Regions from separate parts of the Homo sapiens genome. Here region 2 is linked to region 1. Evidence: chromatin contacts called from ENCODE Hi-C data. All regions are on one chromosome and are shown on one strand. Each heading gives the region's core, a stretch centred on a gene start or an enhancer-like site at or near the end of the contact. The rest is flanking DNA. Distances are from core to core; before and after follow the strand shown.

Region 1 (6,885 bases), core at 3,594-6,093:
CCTTGGAAAGTCAGACACAAAAACCTGGGCAGCTGAGACTCAGCCTGGGCTTGTGAGCCCTGCAGTGGTTCTGCCCACCACCACTCAGGAAGGGACAGTACTGGGGCAGGCCTATCCCAAGAAGCCTAAGGTCTGTGTGGCTACAGCAGAGTATGTGGCCTCCTGGCAGAGGTGGCCCTGGTGCCAAGCCTTCTCACCTTCCTGAACTGTGGTGGGTACTGGGTAGGCCCATGGCTGGGAACTCAAAAAACGTAACTCCTGTCCTACAGTCAGAAAGGGTCCTTGACTGTCATGTGTCCAAGGCCCTTTGGGCAGGCTGAGGCTCAAGAGTGCCATTGTGAGGTCAGCCCCTTCTGGGCCTACACCTGTCCCCCATTTCCTGCTTTCCAGGCCACAATGAGTAGCCTTCTGCAGGCACAGCAGATGAGGGGCAGAGACCAGGCTAGGGCTCAAGGCTCTCTGCCCCACTACCCCACAGCCAGCCTGGTGCCCATGGCTGAAACATTTTGGGTGGGAGTGTCCTGAACCTGCCCCCTCAGCCATGAGGAGAGGGCAGTATCTCTGTGTGTGGGGGTCTGAGTGGGGACTGGGGATCTTTGTCCCTGCAGAGTCCAGAGCTGTGCAGTTCCCAGCTTGCAAGTGCACACAAGCACCCCACAGCAATGTAAACAGGGGCATGCACACTCTCACAATTATGCTTTAAAGACACACACACACACATAAGGACAACACATATGCACCTACCAATCTCCCTACATACAACTAACTACATGCGCATGGTTACAGAGACTTGGAGCCAGCACTGGTCACCCTGGGAATGGCCATAGTGGCCTCCATAGCTGAGACTGGGCTAGTAGCCAGAGCAGCCTGATTTTAGGATGATGTCTGAGGCCAGGCCATGGGGTAGGTCTTAGCCTCAGCCTGGGAGTGACGTGTAAACCTCCTCTGCTCTACAGTGTGGTCAGAGAGCCCAGTGTGGACAGGAAAGGATGCCTATCGTAGTGGGAAGAACCCTGGTTTGGACTTAGGAAGCTCTGAGGCATAGTTGAGCCTGTGGGGTTCTGCCCTGAGTACCCCCTGCTTTTTGTAGGGTGGGAACCTGGGGAACAGGCAGACCAGCAGTTGGGTGGGCCCCCCTCCATTTCCCCCACCCCAACAGACAAACAGGAGGGTCTTGCTGCCCAGGTGGCCCCCATCAATGCAGCAGCAACAGGAAAACCCCTATCCACATCAGGCCCAACAAAAGCCCCTGAGAAACGTGAGCGCTCTCACACGTGTGTCTGTCGGGCAAGCATGCAGGCAGGGCTGACCTCTAATGGGGACCAGATGGGCTGTGGCCAGTGGGGGTGGGGCTCAGCCTCCGGGCAGAGGCTTTGGTGGGAGGGAGGAGTTGGAGGGACTGGGACTGGGAGGAAGGAGGCCCTCACTCACCCCTACCCAGCAGGGTGCAGGGGTCCACTGCAGGGCCATCAGAGCCACTGCCCCTCCCACGGTCACCCATGCAGCTGCCTCTCTAGGCCTGAACTCTGTGGCTAGGACACACATGGCTACCTCAGTTTTAGTTTGAGTCCCAGGGTTATCCCCTAACTGGGCAAGTCTCTTCACCTCTCTGAACCTGTTTCTTTATCTATGAGCTGGGGAATGTGATGCTTTCCACATCAGGTTCCTTGTGGAGATGAAATAAGACAATTGCATAGTGCCTGGCATAAAGCACATACTTGTTGGATGAATGGCTGTCAGGGGAATTCCTGGGCCCCCAGTCCTGTATTTTCCCCCTCTGTGGGTGGTACACCTCGTACCATATGCTCCTCTGCTCTGAGAACCAGCCTGCTGCCCACTTGGTTGTTGAAGCCTCAGTGGATTTTTCAGCAGGATGGGGGTAACTACCTGCTTTGGGACACTCAACTTGGATGGAGGCAGGCGCTGAGTCCAGATGAGCAGGTGCCATCTCCTAGAGGCTCAGTTCTAGCTCTCTGCTGGTCTGGGGAGGACAGGCTGAGTGTGCAAGGACTGCCTGCTCCACCTGACTTGCTTCTCCCCATCACCTGGTTCTGAGCATAATTGCCACTCCTTCCAGAAAACCCTACTAACCCAGAAGGATAGTAATAAGTTACTATCCTTCCTCCACCCTGGGCTAGGCCAAGTGCCTCCTGTGTTCCCACAAGAGGCCTGAGAGAAGGAGGTTCTCCTATCGCCCCACAGGGAAGGTGGGCCTGAAGTTCCAGCTGGCCCTGTCCCATCCCACTCGGGGATGTGTGCCAGGGCACCTTGTGCTGGTCCTAGGGCCAACTGTGGTTTCCTCCTCCTCGATGGCTCCAGCTAGCTCCACCCCCTCCCCAACACCCCCACTCAGGCAGAGGGTGGGAGCAGCATGGGGACAATGGGCCCTGTGTCTGTGTTAGCAAGGACTCAGCCCTGCAGGGGTGGGGTGGGGGTGTTTTTGTCACCACCCATGGAGCCCATGACCTTTTAAGTACAAAAGTGGGGCAGCAGCTGAGGGGCTGCCCTGGTGCTTGTGGAAACTCCCTCCTTCTCCAGTCTGAGCCACTGGCAGCCTGGTCTTCAAGGGAGTCAATGAGAACAAGTGTGGGGGCAGGGGGAGCTGCTCTACAGTCGCCAGCCTCCCAGGCCCACCGGCCCTGAGCCTCTCCTGGAAGACTGAACCCCCTCCCCACCACGTCATCCTGGCACTGCTACCTCTGAGGGAGGCTGGGCCTCATGCATGAGCTTGAGGCCCACACCCTGCTGCTCCCCTCTGCCTGGCCTGTGGCAAACCTGGCTCATTTGTCTATGGCAACATGTACCCCTACCCCTAAGGTCTGGGGTCCATGGGGCCATCAGAGCAAGTTTCTGAGACACAGATGTGGCCATGAATCCCTGTAAGAACAGCTGAGGTCCAGGATAGAGAAGCCCAAGAGCCTTTCTGTGGCCCTGCTCCACCACCTCATCTCTCACCTCTGTCCTCTCACTCCTTCCATCTTGTCCTCCCTTCCCCTGGACCTTTCTTTTCTCTGAACTTGTGGTGCAAGACCTCACCTCTGGGCCACACTTCCTCTCCCTATACCCCTTTGCCTGCCTTACCATTCCTAGCCCTTCAGGTCTTGGCTTCAATACCCCTTCCTCCAGGAAGCACTCCTTGACTCCTTGTCTGAGTCATGTGACTACTCTGGGCTCCTTTGGCCCCTGGCTTCCCCTAGCCCAGAACTTCTAAGTGCCTTTCCCCTGCCAGAATGGGCACTGCCTGGAAGGTGGTAAGCATCTGGCTCCAGGGATGCCAGCCAGGCAGGGTAGGGAATAGAGCAAGATGGGATTGGGGTAGATAGTGAGGGAGAAGCTGGGGCACATCCTTCCCTCTGGTTCAGTGAAGCCTCTCCCTGCCTTGGCCCCTTTTCTTTCATGTTGAGAGGGTGGACAAAGGCAGGCCCAGGAGGCAATGGTCCCACATGCTGGGTCCCATGGTTCTGGCTCCATCACAGACCATCCCAGTCTCCTTGCCCAAACTCTGTGGCCCAGAGATGGCTCTGGATACCTCAGTCATCCCCACTTGGCTACTCCTTATGCCATGGCAAAACAAGGCCCTAGAATAGCCTGACCCCCTCACTCTTCTTGAGGACAGGACCAGAGATATGACTTCTATCACACACAGAAAGGTGACTGGGCAGACAGGCCTGCAGCCTAAGTTCTGCTAGAAGCACCACAGGATGGCCAGGAGAGAACTTCAGGCTTGGATAGGGCACTCAGAGGAGTGTCCCATAGCCTGAGGTCACTCCACAGCCTGAGACTGCCACCAATCTCCCCCGCTGCAAGCACAGTGACTTCTTTCTGGTCTGGCATCACTGAGCACCAGAGTGAACTCCAGCTGGCTGTGTGATAGCCGCAAACCAAGGCCTAGCCCAGATCCTGGACATCATAGGCACCTTGGTCCAGAATCCAGGATTGCCCGGAGTAGAGACAGAGCCCACACCAGGTGCTCATCATCTGAGGAACATGGGATGGGGTATGGATGTGGTCCAGAGAAAACTTCTGCTTCAGTCTCTGTCTTGGGTATCTGAGAGCCCCAGTGAGGACATTCAGTGCAGGTGAACCTGCATGCTGGCCCCTCTGCCCTGGGCTCACTCTGAGCCAGGCCAGGCCAGGCAGTGTCTGTACATACCTGGATCTCAGGATCGATGTGGATCCTGTGTGCCTGAGCCTTGCTGTCATCAGGGGCACTGGGCCAGCTCCTACCCTCAGGCCTGTGGCAGAAATTGTGATGGTCAGATATGTCTCCTACCACGCCCACCATGCCTGGGAGCCAGGATCAAGAGGGGCTGGGCTCTGGGCTGTGCCCTGCAGGTAGAAGAACACCACTCCAGTGCTTTCCCCTGTACCACAATGGTGACTGTTGTGGCAATGAGCCACAACTCTAGCTGCCATCCTCCTGGGGTAGGGCTATATGCTTCTGTCCCCATCGGCTGCCCAATCCCTCTCTAGTCTGGTTCCTGGAGAGGCTGCAGGAGAAGCCCTGTGTCTTCCCTAATCTTCCACCCTCTTCGTGGCCTACAGAAGCTCAGCTCAAAGAGGCCCAGCTTATAGCACTGCAAGCCAGGCCTCACACATTGACCAGCTAGAAGCCTATCCACGCATCCTCTGGGCATCTACAGCCTCTGGTGGGGTGTGGGGTCAGGCGTCCGTCGGCTCTGGGGTAGGTGGAATGGAGGCTCTGAGGGGTGTGTCTTTCCTCCTGCTGCTGCTGCCGGCAGAGTCATCACTGAGTCTGCCCAGCCCAGATGGGAAACAGGCCATTAGGAAATTCCTGCTTCGCCATAGAAACCAAAAGCCAAACACCACTCAGGAGGGAGAAAAACATCATAAACCTGCCATAAGCAGGGCAGGCAGGCCGAGAGGCTACGTGCCTAAGGCCCAGCCCTGTCACTCAGTAGCCCTGTGAGAAGGCAGGCCAGGAAGGGGCATGGACCCTGGACTGGCAGGTGGGTATGAGGTGAGGCTGGTTAGACCAAAGGGGAATAATGCCCTCCAACTCACCCCACGAAGCCTCCTGAGGCTTCTCAAGGTCTCATTACTGACCTAGCAGCTTGCCCCTGCCTCTTCTGCCCCCTTCAGTTGAGGGTTTTAATAATCTATCTATGCCTATGGTCCATACTCACTCTGCACTTCCTCGCCTCTGCCCATTCCTTAGTCCCTTGGAGGCTACCTCTCTACTCCAGGCCTTTGGTATTAGAGCTCTGCTGCCCCAGGGCAACACCAGCCCCATAGTCCCTGTCTCTAGCCCCCTCAACCAGGCTCCCAAGTGGGTACCCTAACTCACAGCTCTAACTGTGGCCTCTATCTACTCAGAACTCCTCTGGGATAAAGCTGGGACATCTTGTGTGGCTATTTGGCCTTCAACTTCCCTGAAGTTCTGCCCAGAAGAGCAGTACAAGCCTGACGTCTAAGGTCGAAGGGCACAAAGTACCCAGAGCCATTAATGTGGCCCAATGCATCAGATCAGAATGAAGGGCTTAATCATGTGTCAACCCCCATCCCAGGCTGGGCTCTTTAAACAAAATGACAGGCAAAGGGTAGGCTGTGCAAAGGTACCTTGGGCCACATGTGATGGACAACAGGGACTCTATCAGTGGCCTCAGTGTTGGAGTTGATGTCAGAAAGGTCCTGGACCTATAGAACATGCCCAGGAAGTGTGATTTTGCTTGGATTGTTGGATGCCTGGCTTTGGGCTCAAAGCAAAAGAAGCCCAGTGGGGAAGCTGGGCCTTTGATACACTTTTCATTCTGTGGGGGAGTTGGTGGGGGGATTAGAGCTCTCTGTACACAAGAGGGCAGATAGGGAAGCTGGTCTGGGGTAGAACCCTGGGAGTGAGAGCACAGGGTAGCTCACTCCAGCCAGCTCAACAGGCTGATTTACTGCAGAGCCCTTGCTGTGTGGGTGTGTGTGGTGGGGGCGGGGAGGAGTGTCGTTGGGGGCCAGGCATAGGTCCTGGCATAGCAGGCAAGATAGGGAGCAGAGTCAGAAAGCTTGCAGGTGGGCAAGTGTCCAGGAGAAGAAATGTTGGCTCAGAAAGTCAAGGTGGCCCTCATGTCTTGATCCCCCAGAGTCTGCATGTGTGAGGGGGCTGCAGGGCAGGACTCAGGTTTTCACTCTGACTGAGCAGGCCTGGTACATCATCACTCAATGTCCAGAGCGCAAGATGGTCCATATTTTTGGTTGAGGAAGTTATGGGCTCAAGAGATTAAATCACTTTCTGGAGCACAGCATAGTTATCTCTCCCTCTCTCTCTTTTATGGGTAAAATTATGAGCATAATTCTCAACCCAGCTCTGTAATAGTAGAGAATGTGCTCTCATCTGCTCCATGGCCAGTGACATTTTGGGGCTGAAATGCTCAGAGTGGAACAGGTCAGTGGACCTCTGGCTCCATCCATGCCTGGTTTGGAACAAAGGACTGGGGAAGGAAGGAAGGAAGGAAGGAAAGAAGGAGGGGGACCTCCACCCCACCACCCTCCGCTGACATCATACACTCTGAGAAGCTCCTGACTCAGGCCCCCTCTGAGGCACTCCTCCCCACTACTCCACTACCACTAGGGCTGCCCTTGTTCAGCCACACAGAGTCAAGGCTGGAGGTGAGTCAGGGGCCAGGATCCCAGCCAAGTGGGGAAGCTTCAGAGGTCACTCATGGGCAGAGCAATGCTGACATTTCCCCCATCCAGCCTGTATCTCAGTCTGGAGGAGGGTGATGAATGTGATCCGTTAATGGGAAAGGAAACCCCGGGCTCATAGAGGTCATCTGGGCACCTAAGGCTCCAGAGGCTGGATGAGGACCAGCTTTGCTGAACTCCAAAGATGGAGCATCCTCACCGTGTGCCAGGGCCAAGCACAAACAGGGCTGA
Region 2 (6,235 bases), core at 1,368-3,867, 210 kb after region 1:
CACACCAGTCTCCCTTAAAATGGTCACTAAGTCCCAAGTCAAATTGAGACACTGGTAACAAAGCAGTTGTTCAGAGTCTAGTTTATTCTCACACATCCCTAGGAACCAGTTTAAAACTCGAGGTACAAATGAACATGCTCCCCACCCCACTCTGAGTTTTTTGCAGAAGCAGCAGGACATGGCTCCTCTGCTAAAATAAATACAGTTCACACTCCAGGCAATAAATAAATAAATACATACATACATAAATAAATAGTCTCAATGGGATAAAAATGAGAACACAACCGCACAAGGCCAAATGGGAGCTGCACATTTCAGAAATTAGATAATTAACAATTCATCTGATGCCGCAGGAAAAGGTGAAATGCTTCTGGTCCTGGAATGTGTGAGAGATGACCCAGAGGTTTCAGAAGTTCTGCTGTTTTTGATGTCCCGAGGCTCTGTGGTGAGAAGGCCCAGAGAACGAGCTGGACGTTGGACTCAAAAGATCGCGAGGCTCAAAGTCGTCTGTTGAGCCTGCGCATTCTCAAGGGTTTTCAGATAGAACGTCAGTTTCCTCCGGAATTCATTCCAGTCACCGTCCTTGATATGGATTGGATGTCGCTATAAAGAAACCAAGAAGGTGGCATTAGGTGAGTCCAGGCTGTAATGGTGATGACCAGCTGAGGAGCAAGCCATGACGGGCATCTTGGGGGACAGCTTACCGTGGGTGCGGCCGTGGCCAGGGGCAGACATGGCAGGAGATTCTGTGGAAAGAGACCAAAGCAGATGGTCAGAGATTCCCTTGGAAAGGGAGTGGGCCCTGCTCTCCTCCCCAGAGGCAGGGCAGGGCCAACACAGGGATCCCAAACCCTCAACAGCTTCACATACTTTAAGAATGCTCTCAATTGCTGATGCGTTCTGTAAACTCTTGACAGCCCTGTTGAATGCCTCCAGGTTTGGCCTTCGAAGGTTATTTTCCTAACGGGGCAGAGAATACACTTAAGGGGGAAAGGTTACAGAGTATCCCTCCCACAAGCAGGTGGAAGTCACCCCCACAGTTTCCCAAGCCCACTGTTGGGGACATCCTCGGGTTCCCTCCTAGTCCCGTTCTTGCCTCAGGTGGGTCCCTGCCCAAGGGCACAGGCCTAGAAGTGAGTGGCAGGCAGGACCTGGTTTCCTCAAGCCCCCAGTCTCTGGCTCCATTTGAGCTACATAAAGGGCCTAGGTGGGCTGGGCGCAGTGGCTCAAGCCTGTAATCCCAGCACTTTGGGAGGCCGAGGCAGGCAGATAACCTGAGGTCGAGTTCAAGACCAGCCTGACCAATATGGTGAAACCCCGTCTCTACTAAAAATACAAAAATGGGAGTGGTGGTGCATGCCTGTAATCCTAGCTACTTGGGAGGCTGAGACAGGAGAATTGCTTGAACTCAGGAGGCAGAGGTAGCAGTGAGCTGAGATCGTGCCACTGCACTCCAGCCTGGGCAACAGAGTGAGACTCTTGTCTCAAAAAAAAAAAAAAAAATGGGTGGGGAGGGGGTACCTAGGTGGATCTTTCTGCACTTGGGGGAAAAAATATCTCCAAAAAGAAGCTCTACAAAAGACAGGGGGTTTTCCAAGGGAAGTATTTGTAGCTCAGAGGCTGATAACAGTGTTCATGCCCTGACTGAATTAAAGTCTCCTAGAAATCAAGAAGAAAATCACAGAGACCCCAGCATGGAAATGGGTGCAGCATGTGAGCTGTGAGTGCCCCAAACACAGATGGCCCAGGAACTCAGCAAAGGCTTCCACTTCTTGTTTGACCCAAGAAATGTCATGCAAAGGTGAGACAGAACAACTGCAACCAACTGGAACCATGAAAAATAACTGTAAATGATAATGCCACAGCCAATGAGGGTGGAAAACACAAACTCAATTTTTTAAGGGAAAAAGAAGCTGGCACATCTGAGGGGGAAATTTCTGTCTGTCAGTCCAGAGTCTGCCCTACCAAACACTGACCTTAAGGCCCTTGGTATTCCTCACCTAGAACTGCCTTTTCATTTTCTAATTTAAAAGTCATTTTCATTATTATAGCCATGGCTGTGGCCATGTATTGAACTCTTAAGTGCCAGATGCTGGGCCAGAACATGCACATTGTGCCATTTGATTGTCATAACAATCCCACTGAGATAGGTGCTATTAACCCTATTTTACAGATGAAGAAAGCAAGGCTAGGTAAGATGGAATGACATGGCTGAAGTCACCCAGGCAGGAAGTGGATCGGGATCCACGGGCTGAGCTCTTACCATCAGAATGTCTTGGTCTTCCCCATTGAGGTTGTTGAAGTCCTGTGGGGGTGAAGGGAGAGAAAGGCCCATGAGGCCTTTTGGCCTTAGGCAGCCACCACCCCTCACTGCTGCAGGCCAGTCTTATCCAAGCTACTCACCAGCAAAGGCAAAGGTGGCTGCTTTAAGTGTGTTATAATTTCATCGATCATGTTAGAGCAGTTAACCCAGCTTGTCTTCAAGGGCGTTGTCTGGGTCATGGGAGCTTGGAGTCCGGGGCGGACCAGGAGTTGGAGCAGGAGCAGGACGGGCAGGCGGCTCATGTTTGGATCGGCAGGAGGCACTCTGTCTTGTTCTGGTCCTTCGTGGGGCTCTGAAGAGTTGGCAACAGCCTCCCGCCTTATATGTGCAGCAGCAAGGTGCCCACAACCCCGGGCAAGGCGGGGGGAGGTGGTGGTGTGGGGCAGGCGTCGGAAGGATCTTTATCTGACATGGAACCTCCATAGAAAACCACAGACGTAATTATTCATCCATGACTTTCTAGTACTCAAGATCAGTGAAACAAGAAAAAAGATTACTTAAACGGTATCACTTCATCTTGTCAAGGAGGATGAGAGATGGGAAGCATGGCAGCAGGTGAGAGGACCCCTGTGGCAGGAAGGGGAAGCCTGACTCAGCTCACTGAGGCCTCCTGCCCAGTGGGATCTCATCTGCCATCACCTGGACTACCCTGGCCCTCTGCTGCCCGCCCTGCTTGGTCCTGGTGGGTGGCCAGGAGGCCACTGGAACAGATGAGAGTTTGTCTGGTAGCCGGTCACGCTGCTAAACATCCACGTTCAGCCTCAGGCTCTGAGAAGCACATCTCTTGGTGCCGCTTCCCAATACAGAATTACTGGTGTTCCAGTCCCCAGTGGTTTGTCCCATGGGCTTCGGGCAGCTTCTCCTTGACACTTTGTTTCTGGTGGATGGCCGAGGGCGCTCAGGCCCCAGGTGGCCATTCTCTTACTGGTCTGCTAGCAGTGGCATGGCTGTTCCCTGCGTGTGGGACTCAGCCTCTGCAGGAGGCCCGGCTGCAGCCCCTGGCAGTCCCTCTGGTAGCACCGAGAGCTGAGCTCAGGTACCTGAGGACACTGTCACTGGGAGCTGGGGGAGGGGCTGGCCTGGGAGGTTTAGGAGGCAGAATTGGCATGGTCTGAGGGGTGAGGTCAAGGGAGGAGAAAGGAGAGCAACTCCCTGGTTTCAGACTGGGCCTCAGGCTGCTGGGGCAGGGATTGGCAGGAGACAGTTGTATTGAGAGGTCTTGATCCCCGTCTGTGCTGAGCATGGATTTGCCAGGTGCAGGCCCAGTAGGCAAGGTTTGCAGAGAGGGGATGTGAGTGGGGACAGACCATGGGGAAATCCACAAGGGACCTGAGAAACTGCAGCCAGATAGGAAGCAGGAAACCCAGAAGGGCGGGGGTGGTTATCCCAGAGGGCAGCCCCTGAGAGAAGAGGGGTCCTCCTGATACGGGCCTGTCTTGGGGCCTGCCTGACCCACCCCATGGGGTAGGGGCTTTTGGTAAAGGGATGAGTGTGACAGGGGCATGTGGAAGACTTCTTCAAGATGACTGGCCCCGGGTGGGAGGGAGAGGAGAGCAGTAAGGAAAGGCCAGGGTCTGGGTCATGGTGCGGTGTGTTGTGATCAGTGTGGGGGATGCGGGATAGGAGGTTATGCTGAGGCAGCGGAATTTGGGTGCTTTGGGCTTCTGAGCATAAGCAGATCAGGTGAAGACAAGGACCAGGATGTGGCTGTGGGGAGGCAGGTGAAGAGGCTGTGACTCAAGGCCATGCTGTGAGGATGATTTCTGTAGCTGATATGCCCTCCTGGCTCAGCCCCAGGCTGGGCCCTGGACCAGGAAGAGCCCTAGGTTCTGGACCCGGAGTGGAGTCTGACAGGCACAACTCAACACACAGAGGGGAGCCTTAGCACCAGCTTGCGTACTCCGTAGGCACAATTCATTCAACAGACGTCTACAAAGCACTTGCTGTGAATAAAACAGACATGGTAACCTCCACTAGCAGCTCAGTCTTGTGAGGAGACAGATTTCCAGTCTTGCTACCCTTCCTGTGGTCCCAGACCTGCAGGTCAGCCCTGCCCGGGAGCTTGTTAGCGGTGTCAACCCTCAGGCCCCAGCCCAGACTTTCTGAATCAAAAATCGCATTTTGATAAGATCCTCAGTGATTCAGTGCATTTGAGGGGCTCTGATCTAACTACCTCAGCAATCTTAGCTCCGGTAGGGTCCCCTATTGCCCCACGGACCCAGAGTTTGTTCCTTGCATACTCAACTGTACCTTGGTGTTACTGTCTATGTAAACGTTTTGGGGACTTGTGCACAAATAATGTGATTCCTTACAGAGAAAAGCTGTATTTTTTTTAGTGTAAGTGGGCTTTTCTAGGGAATTTTAAAGTTCAATGAATTTAAAGCTGTGGAGACAAAACATTCCTGTATTTTTTTTTGTTTCTTTAAAAGTCAAGACTTTGTGTTGTAACCACACATGCACACAAAATCCTGAATAGTAGTATTGTAAATCTTGACATTTGTAGTGTTTTTCTCATTTTAAAAATGAATATATACCAGCCTGAGCAATTTGGCGAAACCTCATCTCTACAAAAAATACAAAAAATTAGCCAGGCGTGGTGGTGCACACCTGTGGTCCCAGCTACTTAGGAGGCTGATGTGGGAGGACCACCTGAGCCTGGGAGGTCAAGGCTGCAGTGAGTTGTGATTGTGCCACTGCACTCCAGCCTGGGCGTTGGAGTGAGACCATCTCTCCAAAAAAATTATATATATACACATAGTTTATTAAAGGCAAAAGAGGTTGAGGCTTCATGCTAGGAGCATTGGAGGACTTGCGGGGTTTTCAACCAGGGGAGGCGAGGTGAAGCTCAGGTGCACCTGCTGTGGGGGAAAGGATGAGAAAGTTCAAGGCAGCAGGGTGGCCAGTGAGGAGATATTGGGAGTCCTCTGGAAGACAGGTGGTGGGAAGCTGGACTAGGTAGGTTCTTACGGGGTGGAGAGGACTGGGTGAAGGGAAGCGCTCTCACAGCTGACTTCTATTGAGTGGCACTTGTGAAGTGTGGAGAACTAAGTTCTTTTCATGGCTGAACTTGTTAATCCTCATGATGAACTGTGAGGCAGGTGCTGTTATTAGCCCCATTTTCCAGATGAAGAAACTGAGTCTCAGAGAAGCTGAGCTGATGTAGCTAGGAAGTGACATCACTGGGACTGAGATAAGCAGAACAGTCCAACCCAGAGGCTGAGCACCCCCTGGGCAGCATCGGACAATGACGGCCTTAAAGGATGATGCCATGTGGCAGGAGGGGACAGCAGGGTGAGGATGAGATGTAACCACTCTGATTACTGACGGGGAGATCCCTGAGGCCTCTGGCGGAGTAGTTTCAGTGTATGGTGGGGCAAAGCCTCTGGCAGTGGGCTGAGAAGCGAGTGACGGTGAGACGGAGGGTAGAAGATTCTTTGAAGTTTTATTTTGAAGGAAAGAGGGGGATGGGGCAGCCAGAGGAGTCACAGGGTCAGAGACGCACCTTCCACACAGAAGTTTGAGCTCCTTCCTCTCTTAAGGAGGTGAGCCGGGAATGGGTGAGATGGCTGGCCGGCCAGCACAGGCAGAGCCCCACCATCAGCTGTCACGGGCTCCTCGCAGAGAGCTCAGGGAAGGGCTGCCTGGGTGGCCCAGTCCATCTGGGTGGGGTAGGTGCAGTGGGGTGGGCCTGGTTGGTCCACAGGTTTGTGGTGGGAGGGGACAATGGCTTCTGTGTTCTCTGTGAAATAGAGGTCAAGTCAGCCCCTGAGGTGGGGCTAGAAGCAATAAGGGTGGTGAGGTTTGGTGGCTTGAGCTGTGACTACCTGGAGGTGACCTTGAGGGGCTGGCAGCCTGGGGTCAGAGGGCGAGGAGGTTGGGAGGACCCAGGGCCTTGGCAGGCAAGAATATGGA

Evidence for each region. Hi-C counts contacts between places; a loop is a spot of excess contacts on that map. Pooled maps may share reads with other maps.
Region 2: a loop to region 1 is called in a map with no recorded cell type, with 2.4 times the contacts of the local background. The contact joins the promoter of IL3 here to the enhancer-like site in region 1. A Hi-C loop is called at or near these places in 5 of 168 maps with a recorded cell type or tissue (CD4-positive, alpha-beta memory T cell, HCT116, MCF 10A and 2 more), 7 of 37 single-sample maps with no recorded cell type and 15 of 50 pooled maps.

Annotation. Positions count from the first base shown.
Region 1 is chr5:132,263,814-132,270,698 of GRCh38, reverse strand. It overlaps PDLIM4 (PDZ and LIM domain 4), which reads right to left. Exons shown (of 7, transcript NM_003687.4): 3 at 4,154-4,235. Among named protein-coding and RNA genes, the nearest start is that of PDLIM4, 9.6 kb to the right of the region's middle. RefSeq lists enhancers at 1-419, 1,593-1,702, 1,793-1,872, 4,281-4,781, 4,288-5,562 and 1 more. Within about 2 kb of position 4,843, at least 21 of the 41 ENCODE cell types and tissues checked have a DNase peak (open chromatin) inside an H3K27ac peak, as active enhancers do; they include endothelial cell of umbilical vein, where a contact is called at or near this core.
Region 2 is chr5:132,057,037-132,063,271 of GRCh38, reverse strand. It overlaps IL3 (interleukin 3), which reads right to left and starts at 2,617. Exons shown (of 5, transcript NM_000588.4): 1 at 2,404-2,617; 2 at 2,264-2,305; 3 at 871-960; 4 at 705-746; 5 at 68-603. The coding sequence starts at 2,565. The coding sequence ends at 481. It overlaps LOC105379174 (a long non-coding RNA gene), which reads left to right and starts at 560. Exons shown (of 5, transcript XR_001742531.2): 1 at 560-632; 2 at 1,664-1,801.